3 separate regions of the Homo sapiens genome follow, and regions 1 and 3 are each linked to region 2. Evidence: read pairs that join two places in POLR2A ChIA-PET (ENCODE). Cell type or tissue: MCF 10A. All regions are shown on one strand. Region 1 overlaps DMXL2 (Dmx like 2). Region 2 holds the start of DMXL2 (Dmx like 2). Region 3 overlaps TMOD2 (tropomodulin 2).

Region 1 (8,000 bases), 87 kb before region 2:
GGAGGTAGGGATGGTTAATGTGTACAAAAAAATAGTTAGAATTAATAAGACCTAGTATTTGATAGCACAACAGGGTGACTATAGTCAATAATTTAATTGCTCATTTAAAAATAACTAGAAGAGTGTAATTAGATCATTTGTAACACAAAGGATAAATGTATGCGGTGATAGATACCCCATTTTCCATTATTTGATTACTAAGAATTGCATGCCTATATCAAAACATTTCATGTACCCCACAAATATATACATCTACTATGTACCCACAAAAATTTTAAAAAAATTTTTTAAACCTGCAACTAACATTATATGTAATGATCAAAGACTGAATGCTTTTCCTCCAAAAATGGGAAGAAGGCAAGAACATCCAATCTCACTTCTTATTCAACATGGAGTTGGAAGTTTTAGTCACTGCAACAAAATAAGAAAAATAAAAGCCATACAGATTAGAAAGGAAGAGATAAAATTGTTCCCATTTATAATGAGATGATTATCTACATGGAAAAGTCCAAGAAATCTACCAAAAACACTCCTACACCTAATATATGCATTCAGCAATGTTACAGGATATAAGATAAACATACAAAATTCAATTGTATTTGTATATTCAATTGTATTTGTATATTCTGGCCATAACTACATGGACACCAACATTAAAAAGACAGCACCCTTTACAGTCAGTAGAATAAATGAAATACTTATGTATAAACCTAACAAAACATTCATAGGACATGCATGCTGAAGACCACAGGAGAGGGAGATTGGGGACACTATTGAAAGTTGTTTACTGTATATATTTAGAGATGGGGGGGTCTCACTATGTTGCCCAGGCTGGTCTTGAACTCATGGGGTCAAGCAATCTTCCCATCTCATTCCCAAAGTGCTTGGATTACAGGTGTGAGTCACCGTGCCTGGCTACATTATATTTTGAGTACTATATTATTATTTGAAGGTAGACTATGAGAGGTTAAAGATGCATATTATAAAACCTTGAGGAACCACCAAAAACAAAACACTGAGTATAATGGAGAACAAATAGAACCATAAGAAAACACAAAATCCCCCAAATCATGGAGAATGACATCAATAGCAAAAAACTAAAAACAGGCAAAAATTCCCATTTTCAAAAAGGAAAAGAACATACTTCTGCAGGGCAGACCAAGGAGCTTAATGTCTACCTAGTACAATGTTTTGGTCACCAAGTGATGTCAAGGTGTGCACATTACACCTATCATATATTAAAACAAATCACCTCATGTAACTTTGACTTTCTTCGTTGACTGCAGAAGATAGAAAGACTGTATTTTATTTCAGCAAAGTATATGGCAAGCTGTCTCACAGAAATCCTTGAAACAAGCTGGAAAACATTCCAAAAAATGAAAATGGAGAAAGATTTCAAATGTATACTGCTAGGCTCTTTCTTCAGACCTGCCTATTTATCATATTAATAACTGACTCAGATGGTGCAGGTATAACACTCTTCAAACAGGCTGGTGACATAGTCATAAAGCAAAAACAAATACATTAAATAACATAATCCAGATTCAAAAAGATACTGAGAGATTGGACTGTTTAGTTGTGCTTAGCAAGATGAAATGTAATAGGAAAAATAGGTCTACATTTGGACCCCAAATCCAAATGTACAAATACAGAATGGAGAAGACAAGGTTTAGCAGAGAGCAGGGAGGGGGAAAGACTTCGGGATATTGACAGTCAGCTCATGATGAGTCAATTACATACGAAGAATGTGGAGTGACTGTCAAAACATAAATGTATCTAATGAGAGAGGTCACAATATTGCTATGTTTTAGTCATCCTACAAGGCTCAGAGTACAGACAAACTGAAAACTGCTCAGAAGAGTAACCAGGGTCAAATGTAAAACAGATAAAGAAACTTGATAGGCACAGGGGGAGCAGATTTGGCCTGAGGTAGTAAGGTTCACAGGTTACAAGAAAGCTGTCTTTTAATATCTTGAGGTACTCTCATACGCAAGAAATATTAGATTTATTCTAAGTAGAACTAGCACTAGCAAGTAGAATGTACACAAAACAAATAGCGTTTCAATATGATTGTGTGAGCTATTCAAGGATAGAATGAGCTGCATTTAGAGTTGAGTCTCCCTCATCGATGGCCAGATGACAAATTGGCAGGAATGAAGCAGAGGGGAATAAAGCATCAGATGGCTGGTGAGACCAGGTGACCTTTAAAATATCTTCCAATTCTAGTTCTATGATTCTATTTTTCTAGACTTTCTCTATGTCAAACCTTAAGCTCCAATCCAAATGGTTTTCTCACTGTTTCTGGAACAAGCTTTACACATGTACTTTCCTGTATCTATACTTACTTCCAGGCAATTTTCTCACTCAGGCAAAGACAAAGAATTTATCTTTCTAAATCTTATCCACTCATCAAGAATGAACCCAAATATTGTCCTTAATAAAGAATTCTATGCCTACCTTAATCTGATCTCTCTCTCTCCTCTGAATAATGAAACACTTCTAGGGCCATCCTTTTGGCAATTAATTACATACCACCCTTAGACTCCTCTTCTTATGTCTTAAACTGCTACTTAACTTTTTATTAATAAGCTCTCTCTTCAGCTAAATTAAAAGCTCCTTAAAGGTAGGTCTGAAACTTATATTTTGTATTCCCTCTACATCTAGGAGAACATAGTAGATGCTCAAAAATAGTCATTGGTTTTCAATACTGGAAACATTTTTATTAGAATAGTTGTTTTTATAGGTAAATGGAAAATCTACTGTTCAACTCTAGATACTAACATATATGACTTCCAGCTCAGATACAGAACTATCAGAATGAGATGCTGCCACCCACTGATAACAAATTCTAACCAGAGAATTTTTTAAAATGGTGAATCAAGCTTGAAAAAGTTCCAATTTTCCAACCTAAACATACAGCTTGGTAAAGATGCCTTAAAACTTCTTTTAAGCAAAGTAAGACTAACAGAACCAAACTAGAGAGTAAAATATGTTACAAACAAATAATATTTTAGAAAAAAATCCTTTTTATTTCTTTTCATGTAAAATGTATTAATGTGTGGTATGTACACTAAAATTTTGATTCATGTACCTTGGAACACAGCTTAGGAAAAAATAAATGTGTCATATATATGTCATATGCAGCCCAGAACATATACTTACTCCCTAAACAGCAACTAACAAACACAGGTCCTAGACAAAGTCAAAAGAGAATTCTTTATCTCCTTAGATAAATTAATAAAGATTATTAAATACTTACTGAAGATTCTGGGTCTGACAATTCATCTAATAATTTCCTTGCATCCACTACAGCTTGATAGAGTCTCAGATTTTTGCCATCAGAAGCAACAAAGCAAGCACTTGCAGAATTGCAGTATGTGCCTGAGAAAGGAAAACAAGGCCTCTGGGTTCTAAACATGTAGTGTATTTTTCTTATTGGCTAAAGGATAAGAAACAAGTATTCACATTTTTTTTAGGCTTAACCATGGTCTAGAATCATAATTAAACAGGCACAATAAGTAGATACAAAATTATTAACAAAAAGTTTAATTAAAAAATGGATTATGAGAGAAAAGGTTAAAAACTTCTGGAAGTTCTAAAAATCAGTCTCATGCCTGTATTCTGAATATTTATTAAAAATCACCTTAATGAAAACTGAATACTTATTAAAAATCTTAATGACAACAAATATAAACCATTTCGTATATAACAAATAATAGTTTAAAAGCTTGTGTTAATTTCACAATTACAATGAACACTTACCTAGACAGTAACTGGGAATGAGAGTTGGAAGCCAAGCCACATTAGAGAACGCTGAGGTATGTAAAGAGTTAATTCGAGCCAATTCTGATACTCCTCCAGTGTATGACAAAGGTCCTATTGGGTCTACACGCCACAGAATAAGTTCACTGTAGATTGCATTTGGGTCATGAAATGTACGAGTTGCTGCATTTCTAAGAGGTTGTTTCGAGGAACCTTTTATATGTTTTACAGGGTCCATTAATCTACTTAATTTATTGTCTGAGTCCCACTGACAATCTAATTCAGGAGTCAATAGAGCATTATGATGAGAGGATGTCAATAACAGTGGTAAAACTGAATGACATGCCAGGTCATTGAGGTGAAATCGATGACCGCAATATCTAAATTTGTGAGATACAGTTAGAACAGTGGTAAAGGCAGACTTATCAGCAAAAGTGACTGCCCACTGATTTAAAGAACCATCTATGTGTTTAGAGATCATCATTACTGTGGGAGCTAAGATGTTCATATGTGTACTGTGGGATCTAGAGTGTGGCTGTGATCCGTGAGGACTGCCTACAGACATCCCCTCCTGGTGTAACAGCGTGTGGTGAGAATCTTTTGTCGCATTTATACAGGCATACATCATGATATTTTTACTAAGAGAGCTTGCATCACCAGAGGGAAATGCAACAGGAATCCGAGAAGAAAAAGAAACCTGAAAAACATAATTATATGATTCAGTGCAAATAGTTTACCTCCTCTCAAAAAAAAGACTTCTATTCTCAAAATACCAAATCTCAGCTTCTTATCAAAAAATGTCATTTTCAACCTCTTTATGGTCCAGTCCCCTTGCTCTATTTAGGTAATACCATATCTCTATTCATGGCCTAAGAGAAGGCTGAAGAAAAAAAGTTCAAGTGCTTTGCTTGTACAACAAAATGACCACAGCCACAGATCTAAATAGCAATAAAGTTGAGAGAGATGACAAAGGCAGCTTCGTTTAGCTCATCAAATTGGCCACAAGGAGGAGCTCATCCTGATTCACATTTTCAGGGTAGTTTCTTAATCTTATTCAAAATATTATTAATTCCCTCAAAAATCAACACATATATTTAAATATTCAGTACTGCATTTCAAGGCCAAATTCATTATCTTCTAACTAATCAAGTTTGCTAAGCTTATGGTCACTGATCCCTTCTGAAAGAAAGAAGTATTCTTTACTCAGATGCTTATCAAAACCAAAATTTTCAGTAATTCTAAAAACATGCTAACTCTACAAAGCATTTATTTCTTTTTACTATTTTAAGAAATGTAATAACTATTTCATCAATAAAATATACCTGAACTTGTCTAAATATTCCAGGATTATATTCATCCAAATACTTCACATGCCACACTAGAAAGGTACCATCTACAGGGTGTATTGTAAAAAGCATATCAGGATTCTTATTCCATTCAGTTAGCAGCGTTTCAATCTTCCGATCAAGCAGAACCGTAGGCAGTGGCATTGGTACACTAAGTCGTGAGTAAGTTCTAGGACTTCCTTCTCTTTCTCCATCTTCATGTTCTGATGATCCTGTACCTGCCTCAGATTCTCTATCCAGGGATAAATCTGAACCAGAAAATATATTTATCAATACAAGCATTAAATAATTCATTTACATACTAGACTATAAATAAATGGCATACTATCTTTAAAAACTAAATCTCTTTTCCAATTTACAGTCAGAAAAAAAAACAAAGGAAACTTTTGTCTGAATTGAATGTTACTACAGTTACTACTTTTAGATAAATTAAAACTTCATTCACCCTATCATTATTACTACCATTTAGCAAAACCTGTTCCCCAGAAAAGGATATGGCTTCCAAAGAACATATAGAGTTAGATGATGTTTGCAGGGGCTAGCAGAGTACCTGATCCAAGGCAGATGGTCAGTAAATACTTGTGTAACAAATAGAAAAGTAAAAAGGAGGAAGAGCGGGAAGGAAGAATTCAAAACTAAAAGTGGTACCACAGAAAGCTGTTAACTTTGGAGTAAGTAAAATCTGAACACAGGATACTAACCATGGTCTAATTTCATATGTAAACCCCGTTCTCTATCCTCCTGTGAATGTTCCTCATCTTCTCTATCTGCATCATCATTTTCATGATCTACCTGCTTATCAGAAAGTTTTCGTAATTGATGCATAAATACTTCTGTAGATGATGTAAAATGAAATTCCTTGTTGTTTAACCAATGAACTACAAAGCCCCCATTTCCATCATCAACATTAAATGCAGTGCCAACCAAGACATTTGGAATATCTGTGGAAATAAAAGAGATTTCAATATAATTTTTTTTATTTCTTTAAAAACATGACAAGTGCTTACAATGACTAATCTATATAAAGAAAAGGTGCTAAACAAGTCAACATAATTTTAGCAGCATTTGTAAAAACTTTAACTGAATTTAATGGTAAATGTAAATCTTAAGAATTAATGATAGACATATGAAATTAAACTATTAACTTAAAAACAAAATACACGAATGCATCAACCTTCAGTGAATTCCAGTTTGGGGACAGGGGATGAAAAATTAAAGCAGAAAAGCAGCTATAAAAGAGATAACTAGAGAAGTTTAAATATGAACTGGATATTAGATATTATGGAATTACTTATCATTTTCTTAGGTATGATGATATTATGATTATGTGAGAGAATTTTAGGAGATACTTGCTAATGTAAGGGTGATACACCATGATAGGTGTAACTTACTTTGAAAAGACTAAGAAAACATTTCGACCATGTGCGGTGACTCATGCCTGTAATCCTAGCATTTTGGGAGGGAGAGGCGGGTGGATTGCCTGAGCTCAGGAGATCGAGACCAGCCTGGGCAACACGGTGAAGCCCCATCTCTACTAAAATACAAAAAATTAGCCCAGTGTGGCGGGGTGTGCCTGTAGTCCCATCTACTTGGGAGGCTTAAGCAGGAGAATTGCTTGAACCCGGGAGGTAGAGGTTGCAATGAGCTGAGATCACTCCACTGCACTCCAGCCTGTGTGACAGAGCAAGACTCCGTTTCCAAAAAAAAAAAGGAAGAAAGAAAGAAAGAGAAAAGAAAACATTTCATACACATACACACAGAGACATTTGCCACATATAAAGCAACTGTGGCAAAATGTTAACAACTGTTGAATCAAAGTGAAGAATATAAAAGTATTAACTGTACTATTCTTCCAACTTTTCTCAGTGTTTGAAACTTTACTAAATAGCTGTTGGGAAATAAAATCAAGAAAAAAACACAAGAAGGCAGGCAAAATTCTAAGTATAAGATAATTTCTCCATTTGAGGTAACTGAAATTTATGAAATTGATGAGTTCATGTAAGAGAGTATAAATTGGCCAGGTGTGGTGGCTCATGTCTGTAATCCTAGCACTTCTGAAGGCCAAGGCGGGAGGATCGCTTGAACTTAGGAGTTTGGGACCAGCCTGGGAAACACAGCGAGACACTGACTCTACAAAAACTACAAAAATTAGCCAGGTGTAGTGGCACACACCTGTGGTCCCAGCTACTCAGGAGGCTGAGGTGGTAGGATTGCCTGAGCCGGAGAGGTCAAGGCTGCACTCTAGCCTGGGTGACACAGCAAGACCCTGTCCTCCTCCGCCCAAAAAATGGTATAAATCAAAAACTTAATCTCCTTAATTTCAATCCATATTATAAATAATTCATTCAACAGAAGGAAAAATTGTCCTTTGCAAAAAGAAGTGAAAATCTAAAGATAAAATGCATGGACATTCTGGTAATGTTCTATTACAATAAATATGAATGTTAAATGCTCTAATTTGTTCTTTCTTTCCAGTTCCTGGATGACTATTCTGGTTTTGTGATAAAAATGAAATAAATCATATAAAATAGGATTTGTGAATTAGCAATCCTATAAAACACTACATCACCTATGTGCCTATGTAGTAATCTTGCTCAGAATGTTAAACCTAAATCTTATTAACAAATATTCAGACTGTGAGACATTTTGAAAGAAAACTGAGAGACAACTTTTTGAGACTAACAGATTTTTTTTTGACAATTGAGAAAGGGACTGTTCTAGATTGGAGGAATTTAAAGAAAATAATCTGCATTTAAGAAAGGAATCTATATTTGTATATGAATGGTATATTACATGATATTATTTTATCTATGTTCCTCACATGCAATAACAGTATTACAGCTATGGAGGCAAATTCCCTTTTTACTAAAAGATACATTCTTAAATATTTAG
Region 2 (8,000 bases):
AAAACCTAGATCTTACACTGAAAAGAACAAAATTGTTCAAAAGGTGATGTTTTAAAATGTGATATCTACAGCTACATTTACGAAATCACAATCGAATGTTTAAGGAAACAGCTGTATACTGCCTAAACACAAGTGAAAAGCATCATAGCTTACGTGATACCACTAAAACCACAGACATCAGCTGAGATTGTCCACTACAGACTGCAGTACCATGTCAATATTGCACAAATTGGGACATCACGACATCAAGTAGTCATTCACAGCCAACCAATCACGCCACCCACCATGCACAGCAAAATATATAACACACATTTCTTTCAATTATTACACTGTCATAAACTCAAAATCCTTTTAGAACAATTCTGTTCTTCAAAGATGTATCAATTTTAGACTCTGAAATAAAGTATGTATTGTATTTTGAAAAGGTTCTCAGGCTACCATGAAACACAACATCAGCTAAGAATCATGAGTTAGTTGCAAGACAGTAGTTCCTTCTACACTATGTCTGGGAGGCCTTCCATCCATCCACTAACCCACCTACGCACCCACACACCCTCTCCAGAGCAGGCACTCTGATATTAAGAAGGAAATACTACCAAGAAAAGCCCACACAATGAGAAGTCACAAGACCTTCATTCCAAGTCCTGGCTGGTCCCCCTTTTAATCATCTGATCCAGAACTAAAGTTTCTTCATCTGATTGCTCTAAAATCAAGTGACAGGCTCCATGAAGAGGAGCTTGCTTTTTATTTTTACTATTATATTACTTTATTTTATTTTACTATTATTACTATTTATTATTCCTATATTTACAAACATAGGAACTTAAGTATTTGTTAGTTGATTATATATAGACTGCTTGAAAGCAGCTTGTTTTTTGTTTTGTTTTGTTTTGTTTTTCAATCTGTTTTTCACAAAGCCCAAGAGATCATTTCTAGTTCATGGCAAAATTAAAACTGGATCAGTGCGCTCAAAACTAAGGTAGTTAAATGAGATGGTGTGCAAAATGGGTTTGTATTTACATTTGTCAAAAGACCAAAATAACAGTGTCACAGGCAGGCATCCTAAACCACGTAAATTTTGAGTCGAATTTGGAAACCCAAAAGGACTGTCTTGTTGCAACATAAAAATGCAGTTTAGAGTAAGAAGATCAGTATGTAACAGAGGGGCCAAAGTGAGGAGTACATATAATTAAAAATAAAGTCAAAGATGGAGAATACTTGACAAGTTTACATTTCCTAACACAGCTATTAAAAACAATTACATATTCTTAAGCCAAGAGTAATATAGTAAAATGACACTTGAAGAAAATTATCCTAGCAGCGGTGTGGAGGATGAAGAAGTTATCGGACATGACAGTTTTGAAAGCTTTTATATTAATACCAATAAGATTGTAAAATAAGGTGGTGGTTAAGGATATGAAAAGGAGTAAATCTGGTAGACAGTGCAGAGTCAACTAGACTTCGTGAAACGCTGAATTAGGGAAGTGCAAGAAGATTTGAAAATGACTCTAAGCATCTGGTCACAAGTGGCCTACAGCATAACCACACCTGCACAGCACTAACAGTTCTTACACAGGCTTTTCCAGGCTGCATCTGAACCCGTTTATTTAGTTCTACATACCAGACCTGCCGTGAGACAGCACTCCACTTTAGATGGAAGCAGAAAACTACCACCACCATTCTAGCAGGAAAATATAACCAAAGATTCCAGCTTTGTTTCTTGATGAAAGAGGCCCACTCTTCTAACCCTGAGGAACTTCCTATCTGCACTACTGGGGAACAGGGAAATTTCTTCTCTCTATCCCCAAAAACCAAGATTCTCCACACACTTGAAGACAAAGCTCAGCTCTATATGAATATTTTAAGTCACATGTACATAAAACACAGATGACAAAAGGGGTCGTTCTAAACTGGAGCTAGGCCAAGTGGATTACACTAAAAAATTAAAATGGCTAAAAAGCAATCTTCTGGGGTTAATGTATCACAAAACGTCAAAAAATAAATTCTGTTCCAGAATGCACTGCTACATAATGATTCTGCAGTTTTGCTGAAGCTTTATTTTCCGCAGTTTTAAAAACACTGTTGGAAAGCAGACATCAAAGGGTTTTCCTTGTCTAAAAAGCATACCATTACGGAATTTCCAGTTTTATCAAGAAGAACAGTTTACAAAATATATTTAATAAAGGTCTGGCTGCCTACAGTTCCTTATAAGGAAGACCATGTATAAATTTCATTCTTTAAAAAAGAACTCAATTTATGGGAGTCTATCTATGAGTAAACGAAGCTCCAAGGCTTGGTTTAAACATTTCCACTCTCAAAAAGGACTGATGAGTCCAATCTCCTTGAGAAACATGTCTACTTCATCTAGCTTTTAAGGAGATTCTAAAACGTTATGTATACATACACTTTTCTCAAACAAGCACTGTTGTAAATTTTTCACATTGCCTTACTATATTAAAAAAAAGGCTACCTTACAGATTAAAATATTATCTAGGAGGATTACCAAACTACGACCTCCTGATAAATGAGACAGCTCTCCAAGCCACTGTGACTCTAACCTTTCCATTCTAAATCTTTCGGGCGCGGAGGATGAATTTTTCTATCTTTTTGTTGGAATTAAGATCCTGCATTATCAGGAGATACAGAGTCAGGCTTAAAGCCACAGACTCCAGCAGCTCCTCGCTGCCCTAGCACAGCGGGCAGGGGGAGCCAAGGCGCAGCATCGCCTCCACGCTCCGAGACCAACACCAAGTCTCTTCACCTCCACGCTCCGAGACCAACACCAAGTCTCTTCGCCTCCACGCCGAGAGCAGCTGCGAAACGGACGCTCTGGGGTTTCAGCCGCACCACCACTTTCCTCCACCGCAGACCGAAGGGCCGCCCTAGGAGGAGCCTTCTAGTCCAGTCACCTCAGGCCCGTTTGCTTGGGGTGGAGAGTGCGGTGGATTCCTAAGCCTTTCCCCTAACGGGTGATTTCCTACACCAGACGCAGGACCCACGGTCCCACGGGTCCCAGGGGGAACTAAACCCCAAGGCTGCAAAGGGGCCACGGGTGGGGCCCACCAACATCTCACAGCCTCCTGAGGAGGCGTGCGCCCTGGACAGGAGGTCCCTGCCCCCGCGTCTGGCCCCTGGTATCTTCCCCTAGGGCTCCCGGCCGCCGCTCACCGTGAAGGGGACATCCCCGACGCTGCCCACGGAGTAGCAGTTGTCTCCAGGGTTGACAGCTCCGGTGAGGACCTGATGCAGATGCATCTCCGGAGCCCGGGCTGGACAGAATGCGCGGGAGGTGCGACAAGCTCCGCGCCTGACCCTCCTCGGGCTGCGAGAGCCGTTTCCCTCTGTGCCTCCCTCGGAAACCCGCCCCGCGGAGGCTCTGGCTTAACTCCTCGCCCCCCTTTCGCCTTCCCTCCGCCTCGTCCCTGCCATGGGAGCTCCTCGACCGCCGCCGCCGCCCGGGTCGCCGCTCAGCTGCGGAAATGCCCGGATGTTCCCACTGCCTGCTGCACCGGCGCACAAATGCGGGAGGGCAAGGGTGCTTGTGAGGCGGGGGAGGGCACCGGGGGGAACGCGCGAGCCGGGAGCGTGCAGCAAGGGAGCGGGCCAGCGCGCGCGCCCACCGCGGGGGAGCGAGGTAGAGCCCTCCCCCCGCGGCAAAGCTCTCAGCTCAGTCTTTCTTCCCCCCATCACCCGCGTTTGCGCGTGCGCGCGCCGTGGTTTCCAGGGCAATTGCGCGCGCCACGCCGACCCGCCGTCCCGTGATTGCGCGCGCAGACGTGCGGGAGTTCCCTTGGAGCCTCCCGGGCTGTAGCCGCTGCGGACTGGGGCGGAGGTGGGGGCGGGGGCGAGTGGGGTGCAGGTCGCTCGGGGCCACGCAGCAGTCGGACGCCGGGGACGCGCCACGAGCCGGTTTTGCTGTGTTGAACGTATTCCAGAATACAGTGTGCAATGGTCAGTGCCGTTGACCTCAGAAGGACACCCGTCACCGGGAATTTCCACCTGGAGATATCTTAGATATCTTCAGTCTTTTCGAAAGTGCAGTACATAAGATATTTTATTTTACATAAACAATGTAGGCATCTTGCAACTATTTAGAGAAGCCATACTCCCCTGAAAGCTAATTATTTTGCTCCCACCTTTTGTCACGGTTATTCTAGACAGCAAAAAGCCGCCTTAGAGACGGGTGACTCCTTTCGACTTTTTTTCATGAGTAATTTCATGAATTAGCAGAATCGCCTGATTTTCCAAACTATCTGCTAAACTTTGAATGGTTGATAACAAGGATCATCAGCTCCCTGCCACAGGCCAATTCATGGCAAATGTTCTAACCCATACTATGCTTAAATCACAGGGTAAGGAAGTAGGGGACACCAAGACATAACTATCTGTAAAACCAGGCAGAACGCCAAAGGTGGTGTGATTGAGATATAAAAGTCTTTATGCACCACAGAAGAGGAAGAAGAATGTTGACTAAGGGCGTGGATAAGGCATTATGGAGACATAACCTGACATAAACGCTGAGTTTAATTTTGACAGGCTGAGATAGACAAGAAATGCTGCAAATACAGTACAGAAAATAGAGGGGGTGTTGAAGGTACAAAGATTAATGTTTGAGGCAGATGATTTATAGGGTAGGGAAAGTAAATAATACTTAGCAAGAGATCAAGGTATCCAAGTGGTCTAACTCTTGGCCTACCAAAACATATTATGGAGAGTCTTGAATGCTCCAAGAAGCCCAGATTTCACTCTGCATGCAGTGGGGGTATATCAGATGTTTCTGAGCAAAAATTTATATAATCAGAGCTGCTTTGGGAAGATGACTTTGTAGCATTTTGAAGCATAAAGGGAAGGGTGGGGAAGATTGGAGGCAAAGATCTGTCAGTCGTTGGTAATCTTTTCAGTAGAAAGTTGCAGGAGGAATGAAAAATAATACCTAATGACCTGCGGCATTCTCTCTCTTTCTCTCTCTCCCCCCTCCCTCCCCTTCCCTCCCCCCCCCTTCCTCCCTTCCCCCGCGCCATATCCAAGGGTTCCTTTTTGTTACTACTAGATTCTAGATGAGTCTCTTAATCTTTGACCTTCACTGCATTAGAAACCAAGTCAAAACTATCATCAAACAACAAATTGTACTCAGGTTTCCAAGAGTGTTACTAATTCACATTATTTAAACCATTTCACATTTGGCTCTTGTTTTACAGCATTCCATGAAGTTTTGGCCCATTCACACAGTTGTGAAGTTGTGAGCCTCTTTCTTCCTCTCGGTATCAAACTCAAAATCTGAAGCCTGTATCCACCTGTTCTCTTCCCTCATGAATCCTTTAAATGGCTTCTTGATAGCTGTATCTTAAGGTTGCAAATGACTAATTAAGTCTCCTGGAATTACAGCTGAGCCTTTTATTGTCCAATCTGATCAGTCAAAACTCACTCCAGACTAATATGGCAAGTTTCCTTGGTAGCCCACCAGGGCAGCTAGACCACACTTTTGACTGTCCACAATTTCATCTCTTCCTTGTTCATGCAAATTTTTTCATGGACCTAAAAACAAATTGGAAATTCTTTCTTCTAATTTTGGAAAGGGCTTTCTTTTAAAAATTAGAAAAAGTAGCAGTTTTGTATCATTAACAAAATATGCTAATCGAATTGTAAGATATAATTTATCATGTCCACAACTCTTTTTTTTTTCTTTTTGCTTTGATTTGAGATCCCAACACAACTCTTAATAGTACCTTTGGGGTTGGGTTTAATGGCCCATTGAATGTGTGCCATTAAATGTGGGACTTAGTTTCCCAGCAGTATCACCTACCGATGTGTACTAGTTATCAATTACTGTGCAATAAATTACCCCAAAATTTATCAGCCAAAAATAACAGTAGAGATTCATTACCTCACAGTTTCTGTGAATCAATAATTTAGTAGTAGCTTAGCAGGAAAGTTCTGGTTCAGAGTCTTTCATGAGATGGCAATCAAAATGTCAGCTACATGCTAAATAAAAGAAGCTGGACACAAAAGACCACATAATTCGTTTGTATGAAATCATTTGTATGAAATTTTCTGAAAAGACAAATCTACAGTCACAGAAAATAGGTTAGTGGTTGCCTGGGGCTGAAGGTGGAACTGAGAGTGACTGCTAATGGATATGAGGTTTCTTTTTGGCATGAGATAAACATTCTAAAATTAGATTGTGGTCATGGTTGGGCAGTTCTGTAAAATTACTAGAAATCATTGAATTGTATACTTGAAATTAGTGAATTGTATGGTAATTAAATTATACTTTCAATAAAGCTATCTAAAAAAGAAATAGCCAGGGATACAGTCATCTGAAGTCTTGACTGAAGTTAAAGGCCCTGCTTCCAAGATGGCAGGCTCTCATGGCTAGCAAGTTGAGCCTAATAGATAGATGGAGGCCTCAGTTCCTATGTGTTCCTCTCCATAGTGCTGTGTGAGTGTCCTCAAGACACGGCGGCTGACTGCTCCAGCAGCAAGTGATCCAAGAGAGAGACCAAGGTAGAAACTGCAATGTCTTTTATAAACTAGCCTTAGAAGTCACACGCCATCATTTCCACCATATTTTATTGGGTGCACAGGCCAGCTATAACTTAGTGTGGGAGACTATTTCCCAAGAAAGTGAGTGCCAGGAAGGGAGAGTCGTGAGCAGCCATTTTGGAGGTTGTCCACTACACCACGGAACTCAAGGACTTTATCTTCAAGAGTCAAGGGGCAGCCAGGCGCAGTGGTTCACGCCTGTAATCCCAGAGCTTTGGGAGGCCGAGGCAGGCAGATCACCTGAGGTCGGGAGTTTGAGACCAGCCTGACCAACATGGAGAAACCCCGTCTCCACTAAACATACAAAATTAGCCGGGCGTGGTGGTGCATGCCTGTAATACCAGCTACTCAGGAGGCTGAGGCAAGAGAATCACTTGAATCCGGGAGGTGGAGGTTGCTGTGAGCCGAGATCACACCATTGCACTCCAGCCTGGGCAACAGAAAGTGAAACTCTGTCTCAAAAAAAAAGAGTCAAGGGGCATGACTTGTGTCATTATTACTCTTACCTACAGAGGTAACTGGAATTTCTACTCATAAATCTACAGCATCGTAATGTTGATCTTTGATATATCTGTTATTAGTTCTTGTTGAGCTATCTATATAATTTAAATATTAAATTCTCAAGTGATTCCATTTGTTTGAGGATCTAATACCTATTTTTTAAAAATATTTCTTCCAGTTGTGGGGACCTTACAGTTTTCCTAGGATGTCTAACACTTTAAGCTTCTGGTTTCTTCAGTAGTATAGCAATGGAAGCCCTGACTTTCTGTTACCAGTTCATTTTGCAGTCTATTGTGTTAAAGCCTGAAATTGATGTTGTAACAATACCTGTATTGCTTTTCAGTCATAAACTATAGCAATGATGCATTTTAATCTAAAATATCATAGGTGTGAACCTATATCAGTTATCACTTTAACAAACCCCTCTGAAACACAGTGGCTTAAAACAACAATTATTATTATTTCGTATGTTCTGTGAATTGGTTGGGAAGTTCTGCTGGTTTCACTCATACAACTGCAGTGAACTGTGGTAGAAGGTCCAAGATGGCCTCATGTCTAGCAGTTGATACTAGTTGTTGTCTGGGGTGCCTCAGTTCCCCTTTATGTGGCATCTTGCCCTCCATAGACTAGACCAACGTTTGTACATGGCAGTCTCATGCTTAGCCTTGAAGGGCAGAGTCACTTCTATCATATTCCTTGGTCAAAACAAGTCACAGAGCCAGCACAGATTCAAGAACTAGGAAAACAAATCCACCTTTCAATGGGAAGAACAGAAAAGTCACATTGAAAATGGGTATAGAAGAAGTTATCGGCATCTTTACAAAAAAATCTGTATCACAGCCTCAAACTCTAGCTTTGACCATCTCTGTGGCCTCTGATTTGTTATATTTGCTTTTGCTTTAGGTAAGAATGCCACTTATAGGATGAAAAACAAAAACTTACGTATCTGCTCTCTT
Region 3 (8,000 bases), 150 kb after region 2:
CTTGTGGAGGCTCTAGAGGCAGGCTCAGGGCTCTTTGGGCAAGGCATTCCAGGGTCCTAGGTACCTGAAGTGTGGTATAGAAAGTGGCCTATATGCTGGATGGGCATATCCCTTTGGCCTCATGGTTCCTCCCCTGGAGGGGAGAGGTACAGCCACAGGAAGACTAGTATGGGGTTCTCTAAAGTGCACGACTCAGGGCAGGGCCTCTCCTGCCCAGACCCAAGGGCAGTACTGCCAATAAGAGGGGTAGAAGCCACCATTTCCCTCTGTGTTTAAGGACTGTAGTCTCAGATCTCTGTGTGGCAGAATGCAGGATTCCTCCTCCAGTGTTCCTTCCCTCTGACAGTGACTTATTGATGTTGGTACCATCCTGGCAATCCAGGAATCTCGGTTGGATATGAACTGGCTTAATTATATGGGTCTCAATGGCCAGAACTGCATTCTCTGCTCAGTCTACTTACCCTACCAATAAGGCAGTAGTACTCAATATTTTTGTTTTTCTTCTGATTTAAAGGGAGAGTCTTTATCCCTAAAGAAAAGCCTATAGAAACTCGTAAAGAAGAAAAAGTGACCCTTGACCCAGAACTGGAAGAAGCTTTGGCCAGTGCCTCTGACACCGAACTCTATGATCTTGCAGGTTAGTCCTGAACTCTGGGAACTTTCCTGTCTGGCTCTATGACCTCCGAGCATGCACTGGCACCCATGGCAGCAGGCTTTGAGCTTCTCTTAGGTAGGAGAATGACAGGTTGACACAAGGCATTATGGAGCTGTAAGTCTTGATGCAGGTGACTTAAACTCTCTGAGCAAATGTTATTTTGCTCTATTTCAGCAGCAAATAATACCCATCTCACAAAACTCAAGAGTTACTGTGAGAAATTAAAGCAAACAAGTATGAAGGAGTGTTGAGAATTTAGAGAATAAAACAACAGCTCTTTTGCTTTCTAAGGAGCTTTCACATTTGGCATTTTATCATCACAACATTTCTATAAAGTTCTTGTTCTTCCCACAGTCATTGTTCCATTTTGATTCAGAAAACGCTAAGAAGTCCATTAGCCTTCTAGTCTTAACAATAGCAACATGATAATAATTATTATTATTTAAAATGCAGATAGAAAAAGGTCAAAGAGTACAAAAGAATGTGTAATGAAAAGTAAGTCTCTCGACCTGAATTACCTAGGCCCACTCCCATGTCTTGTACAGCCTTCAAGAAAGATTTTCTGCATCTACCAGTAGATTTATATATTAGATCTTCCTTCTACATACACAGGGTTATTAGATGACCACAGGATAGAGGTGCTTTAAAAACCAGTCCACAGCTTTAGCAAGAATTTTTATTCCATTGGAAGACATAGAATAATAACCTCTTTCCTCCCAGGAGAACCAGCCTTATTCTAAAATGTACCAGCCACCCCAACTGCATTTTCATTCCTTCTGTGATGATGTCAGGAAGTTCCCATGTTTGTGAACTTAATATTGACCATATTGACCACTGCAGGAGTTGAGGCGATGGCGTCACCTGGTAAAGAAGGTGTTTTGCACCCACTGGTCTTAGCCCTGGGGTTGCTGTGGAGGGATCCTGTTATGGCTACTGCTCCTCCCAGGGGTTGCCTCATGGTCTCTACCAGAATTGCCCAGAGGGAGAATGCAGGGCTGAACTTGAATTCCCAGGTAATGCCTTGAGAAAGGAAAAAGAGAAAAACACCAATTATTTGGAAGATACTAGATCCTGAAATTCATACAGTAAAACCAGAGAGAGAATCCAAATAGAAAACTGTCCTCGTTCATCCTTACTCAGCTTCCCTCCCTCGTCCTGTGTTCCCTAGGAATTCAGAAGGAAGCCTGGCTGGGGCTGTTGGCAGCATCTTTAGGGTGGGCCCTTCTGGAAGATTGAAGGCAGCCCCATGGGCAGATGAGCTGGCAGCCATTGAGTTTTAGATAAGAAAGAGTGTCGGCATATTGCCCATGTTATTGTGGCAGATAGAGAGCAGACAGAAAGTTCTTCAAGGGAGTGGTAGTTGACCTGCAAAACAGCACCTCTTACACTGGCTGGGTGTCAGTGTGGTCACCATCCAGAGTCTAGTTCCCAGCCCTAAACTGTGGGAGCTCTGGACTGGAAATTTGATCTTATCAGTATATATAGAAGCAGTCAGATTGGAGCAAAGTGGTGGGAACTGATCCATTAGCCCATTTCACAGATAACAGATAAAAATGAAAACCTGGCAATGGGAGCCAAATTATAATTAGAAGTTACTTGGTGAGCATAGGGCCAGAGCAAGAAGATATGTTTGTTGTATGGCCTCAGTGTTTATCAAATGGGACACCTTCTCCTTCTCCTGTCCCCTTCACAGAGACACAGTGACAAATTCTTTTTCCTTTTTTTTTTTTTTTTTTTTTTTTTGAGACGGAGTCTCACTCTGTCACCCAGGCTGGAGTACAGTGGCACAATCTCGGCTCACTGCAACCTCCACCTCCGGAGTTCAAGCGATTCTTCTGCCTCAGCCTCCCAAGTAGCTGGGATTACAGGTGCCCGCCACCACGCCCAGCTAATTTTTCTATTTTTTGTAGAGACGGGGCTTCGCCATGTTGGCCAGGATGGTCTCGATTTCTTGACCTCGTGATCCGCCCACCTCTGCCTCCCAAAGTGCTGAAATTACAGGCATGAGCCATCGCACCCGGCCCACAGTGGCAAATTCTTATTTATTTAACAAGAATTTGTAAAGCATTTAGAATAGTGCCTGACACATAGAAAGTCATTTAATCTTGGTAATAAAGTATAATTATTATCCCTGTTTTACAGATGAGGAAACGGAGACTCGGGCATTTAACAACTTCCCAAGTCACACAGTTTAACGTGGTCAGAGTCAGGATTCTTGACTGCTCCCAAGTCCCCCTCTTCACCGGGTCCTTGCTAGCTCTGACCATTTGCCCTTTCTTGTGCTGTGCCAGCTGCCTCCCTCCTTCAATATGTAGCTTACAGTAGAGCTGATAAGCATCTCAGAGGCACTCCTCTGCCACCTGTCAACAGATTATTATCCCTTCTGGGATCCTTCTTCAGGTGGCCAGTATCACCTGGAATTTCATTAGCAAAGGGAAATCTGCGTAGCAGTTGCAGGTTCAGTCAGCCCCGCATTCATTCTTCCCCAGTGTTGTTTCCTGCATTCTGTGCTGCCTCCTGGTGCAAGTTCTGTGTAATACAGGAAGCCGAAAATCAGTACGCTTAGCTGACCTTTTCTTTGCTGATGTTGCTTTTTTTTCCCCACCCTGGCATGCTCTAGAGACAATTATATTTGGTACTAAGAGATGAGGAGGCTGACATTGAAAGAGGCCTCTGGAAAAATATATGCAGTAATCTATATAATGTTAGATCTTAAAAACCCTTAGTCTCAGTCCCACCTTCTCATTTTACAGATGAGAAAACTGAAAGGTTTTCCTATTTAACTAGGAGGTCTAGGCAGATTTTCGGTAAATTGTGGCCATAATTAGCCACTGTTCCTCAGATCCTAAATGATTCTACATGTGGAGACGTAGAAAGACAGGAAGATTTCTGGTGGTCTTGAAAGGAGGTTTTTGTAAGTGTATTTAACGCTATACATGTACCACACACTGTGCAAGGAAAGAGGACTCAGGGACTTATCTTTATGATGTAAAGAATTGTTCTTCAAGGGACAAATTAACAATGTGGACATCCTAATGTGCTTCTCCAAACTTAATGCTCATTTGTTGACTGTTTTTAGCTGTCCTTGGAGTACACAATTTGCTCAACAATCCAAAGTTCGATGAAGAAACAGCCAACAATAAAGGTGGCAAAGGACCTGTCAGAAGTAAGTTGATGTGCAATCTGTGGTTTTGTAAAGCTTTGGAGCCTCCAGAGTTGCTGGTAGGAGAGAGGCCTGTTGAGTCTTGCAGGCTTTACACTCTGTCATTTTGCTAGGATCACTTGGGCTTTGAGCAATCAAACCAGAACAGAGCAGCTGACAATGAGAGCTCCATCTGGCGGTGAAACTAGTACAAATCAGTGTGTGTTGCCCAGAACACTTTCTTGGTAGGTCTGTTTAGTCAGAAGATGAAATTGTTGATATATGGGTCTGCATTAAATGGTATAATCCATATTCATGAAAAAAAATTGCTGATATAAGACTGCTTGGTCATCACAAAATGCAGCGTTTCATGTTCCTGAGGATGTTTTAATCAACTATAGTAGCTTAAATAAGTTCCCTTCTCTATTTGAGTGTCTTTTTGTCTCAATAATAGATGCTTGTCATTAGAATTTGAATGTCCACTTCCCTCAGAGGGCATGAAAGACACGCTGGCATGGACTTACGTGCACAGGACATTCCACACCACTATCTTCTATGTCAACGTTTCCTATAGACGTGTACAATTAATTAGACTTTTTTATTCATTCATTCATCAGTCATCCACTAAATACCTACTATGTGTCAGGAATGTTCTAGGCTTAGGTACAAAGATGAAAATGGTCCCTGCCCCACAACCAAAAAAGAGAATTTTAGACCAATATCCTTGATGAACATTGATGCAAAAATCCTCAATAAAATACTGGCAAACCGAATCCAGCAGCACATCAAAAAGCTTATCCACCATGATCAAGTGGGCTTCATCCCTTGGATGCAAGGAAACAACAGGTGCTGGAGAGGATGTGGAGAAATAGGAACACTTTTACACTGTTGGTGGGACTATAAACTAGTTCAACCATTGTGGAAGTCAGTGTGGCGATTCCTCAGGGATCTAGAACTAGAAATACCATTTGACCCAGCCATCCCATTACTGGGTATATACCCAAAGGACTATAAATCATGCTGCTATAAAGACACATGCACACGTATGTTTATTGCGGCACTATTCACAATAGCAAAGACTTGGAACCAAGCCAAATGTCCAACAATGATAGACTGGATTAAGAAAATGTGGCACATATACACCATGGAATACTATGCAGCCATAAAAAATGATGAGTTAATGTCCTTTGTAGGGACATGGATGAAACTGGAAATCATCATTCTCAGTAAACTATCTCAAGGACAAAAAACCAACACCGCATCTTCTCACTCATAGATGGGAATTGAACAATGAGAACACATGGACACAGGAAGGGGAACATCACACTCTGGGGACTGTTGTGGGGTGGGGGGAGGGGGGAGGGATAGCATTAGGCGATATACCTAATGCTAAATGACGAGTTAATGGGTGCAGCACACCAGCATGACACATGTATACATATGTAACTAACTTGCACAATGTGCACATGTACCCTAAAACTTAAAGTATAATAATAATAAAAAATTAAAAATTAAAAAAAAAAAAAGAAAGAAAGAAAATGGTCCCTGCCCAAGGGAATTTATCTGTCCAGGGTAAGGAAGGACCAATAACCAGATCATGTCAGTACAGTGTGATCCATGTGCTTTGAAAACTCATAGAAAATTACAGCTTTTTTTTTTTTTTTTTTTTTTTTTTCTTGAGACAGAGTCTTGCTCTGTCACCCAGGCTGGAGTGCAGTGGCACAATCTCGGCTCACTGCAACCTCCACCTCCTGGGTTCAAGCGATTCTCCTGCCTCAGCCTCTTGAGTAGCTGGGACTACAGGCATGTGCCACCACACCCAACTAATTTTTAGGATTACAGCTTTTCTTAGGTTAATTTTATTTTATTCACTTTAATAGAGACTTGGGAGATGCTTTCTAATCTCAGTAGCATATATATGAAATATTATTTATAGTGGTAATTTAGACACACAATGAGCAATATTCCTTTTATTTTTTTGAGATAGAGGCTTGCTCTGTTGCCCAGGCTGGAGTGCAATGGTGCAATCATAACTTATTGCAGCCTCCAGCTCCTGGACTCAAGCAATCCTTCCACTCAGCCTTCTGAGTAGCTGGGACTACAGGTGCATGCCACCACACTCAGTTAATTATTTTTATTTTTATTTTGTAGAGACAGGATCTTGCTATGTTGCTTAGTCTGGCCTTTCTTGTTATGCATATGGATAAAAAATGCTCATCCTTTTTAGCTTCAGCATCAAAGGGTAACGTTCTGACAATGTTTCCTATTAACAATCTGGTGCATAACCTTCTGGACGTTTATACGTACACATACAAATATTAACTTGTCTTCTAATTGTGGCCTCTTATCAGTACTTACAGGTTTCCTTCATTCTTTTAATGAGTAGATAACTTTTTTTTTTTTTGAGACAGAGTCTCGCTCTGTTGCCCAGGCTGGAGTGCAGTGGCACGATCTCAGCTCACTGCAAGCTCTGCCTCCCGGGTTCATGCCATTCTTCTGCCTCAGCCTCCCCAGCAGCTGGGACTACAGGCACCCACCACCACGCCCGGCTAATTTTTTTGTGTGTTTTTAGTAGAGACGGGATTTCATCCTGTTAGCCAGGATGGTCTCGATCTCCTGACCTTGTGATCTGCCCACCTCGGCCTCCCAAAATGAGTAGATAACTTTTTTAATGGATAGATAATGAAGATACTTTTTTTTTTTTGAGACAGGGTCTCATTCTGTTGCCCAGGCTGAAATCCAGTGTCACTACCAAGGCTCACTGCAGCCTCAAACTCCTGGGATCAAGGGATTCTCCCACCTCAGTCCCCTGAGCAGCTAGGACTACAGGCATGAACCATTACACCTGGCTAATTTTTAAAATTTATTGTAGAGGCTGGGTCTCACTGTGTTGCCCAGCCTGGTCTCAAACTCCCTGCCTCAAGAAACTCTCTTGCTTCAGTCCCCCAAAGTGCTGGGATTATAGGTGTGAGCCACCATGCCTGGCTCCTGAATAGATTCTTTTAACGAATAGACAATAAGTTGTTACGTGATGATGCTATACTTTATTTACCCATTTTCATATTGGTGGACATTTTGTTTATCATGTTTTGCTGTCACAAGTAATATTTCAGGGAACAGGGAACACCCTTGAATATATATCTTTATGTATCTGTGCTATTTTTGTAGGTAAGACTTCTAGATATAGAATTGCTGGGTCATAGAACATGCACATCTTAAATTGCAATAGATAATGCCAAATTACTCTCCCAAAACATTTGCATCAGATCACATTCCCACTTATAGAGGAGTACGAAGATGCTTTTTTCTCCACATTGTTGCCAACTCCAAATGTTACCTCGTTTCACACTTGTTTGCTAATGAAATGGTATCTCATTTCTTTATTTTGGAGCTTAGTTACTTTTTATATTTTTTGGTTGAGTGACAGATTCTTCTGAGCGTATTATTGGTTCATTTTTAATTGGGTCACCTTATTGATTTGTAGGAGCTCTGTGTATATTGGGATATTAATCCTTTGTATCTCTGTTAACTATTTTTGAGAATTCTTCCATTCTTCTTTTTTATCCCTTTCTCTCCCCATACCTTCCTTAAAACTAAAGCTCCAGAATAGAACTCAGAGGAGGGTAGGGTATAATCAAGAGGCCAGAGGGGTATTAAAGTTTGGGAAATGAAGACTTATTGTGGTGTCTGATTTGTATCTCAGATCCTGTAGTCTAGTTAGTATAGTCTGACAGATGTCCATATGGAGCAGCAATAACGGCCCATGGATATTTTGAAAGTTGGAGTTTGCTGCAGGGTCTCCTGAACTTTGGGTCCATGCAGTGTTAGCCCCAGGGAATTCTCATTGCAGTTGAGAAACACCAGCCTTCCAAGCTGTGACTCATAGCTATACCACTCCCATGCTTGCTTAGCTGAGAATACACCTACTGTCATTGCTATTAAAGTGTTATTGGAATCAGCATATGAAAGAAATGTCATTTTTTGGGAAGTCACCACTGATTTTGATAGGAGAGACTTTGCATTTTTTAAAATGAAAACTTGTGTTTTAGATGTTGTCAAAGGTGAAAAAGTAAAGCCAGTATTTGAGGAACCACCAAATCCCACAAATGTGGAAATAAGCCTGCAGCAGATGAAAGCCAATGATCCTAGCTTGCAAGAAGTCAACCTCAACAACATTAAGGTATTTCATTGTGATTATCATCA

What was found. ChIA-PET counts read pairs that join two places held together with the same protein. Peaks named below come from ENCODE experiments on the same cell type or tissue, not always from the same donor. Only the 100,000 strongest peaks of a DNase experiment are listed, where the experiment ranks them.
Region 1: POLR2A ChIA-PET joins it to region 2 with 17 read pairs; 6 of 35 experiments call an interaction of 5 or more read pairs at or near these places.
Region 3: POLR2A ChIA-PET joins it to region 2 with 10 read pairs; 2 of 35 experiments call an interaction of 5 or more read pairs at or near these places.

The regions. Positions count from the first base shown.
Region 1 is chr15:51,532,404-51,540,403 of GRCh38, forward strand. DMXL2 (Dmx like 2) reads right to left here. Exons shown (of 44, transcript NM_001378457.1): 10 at 5,810-6,049; 11 at 5,085-5,356; 12 at 3,763-4,459; 13 at 3,260-3,381. Among named protein-coding and RNA genes, the nearest start is that of DMXL2, 86 kb to the right of the region's middle. In MCF 10A, a CTCF peak has its summit at 4,760 (motif pointing right); no DNase peak of the experiment used is centred here.
Region 2 is chr15:51,619,291-51,627,290 of GRCh38, forward strand. DMXL2 (Dmx like 2) reads right to left here and starts at 3,481. Exons shown (of 44, transcript NM_001378457.1): 1 at 3,169-3,481. The coding sequence starts at 3,255. It overlaps LOC105370816 (a long non-coding RNA gene), which reads right to left. Exons shown (of 5, transcript XR_932236.3): 4 at 5,885-5,996; 5 at 5,394-5,535. RefSeq lists an enhancer at 2,619-3,028 and a silencer at 3,399-3,618. In MCF 10A, a CTCF peak has its summit at 2,673; DNase peaks (open chromatin) are centred at 2,831, 3,481 and 3,721.
Region 3 is chr15:51,773,198-51,781,197 of GRCh38, forward strand. It overlaps TMOD2 (tropomodulin 2), which reads left to right. Exons shown (of 10, transcript NM_014548.4): 4 at 515-637; 5 at 3,735-3,821; 6 at 7,847-7,977. Among named protein-coding and RNA genes, the nearest start is that of TMOD2, 26 kb to the left of the region's middle. In MCF 10A, CTCF peaks have their summits at 3,180 (motif pointing left) and 3,967 (motif pointing left); DNase peaks (open chromatin) are centred at 3,164, 3,954 and 7,664.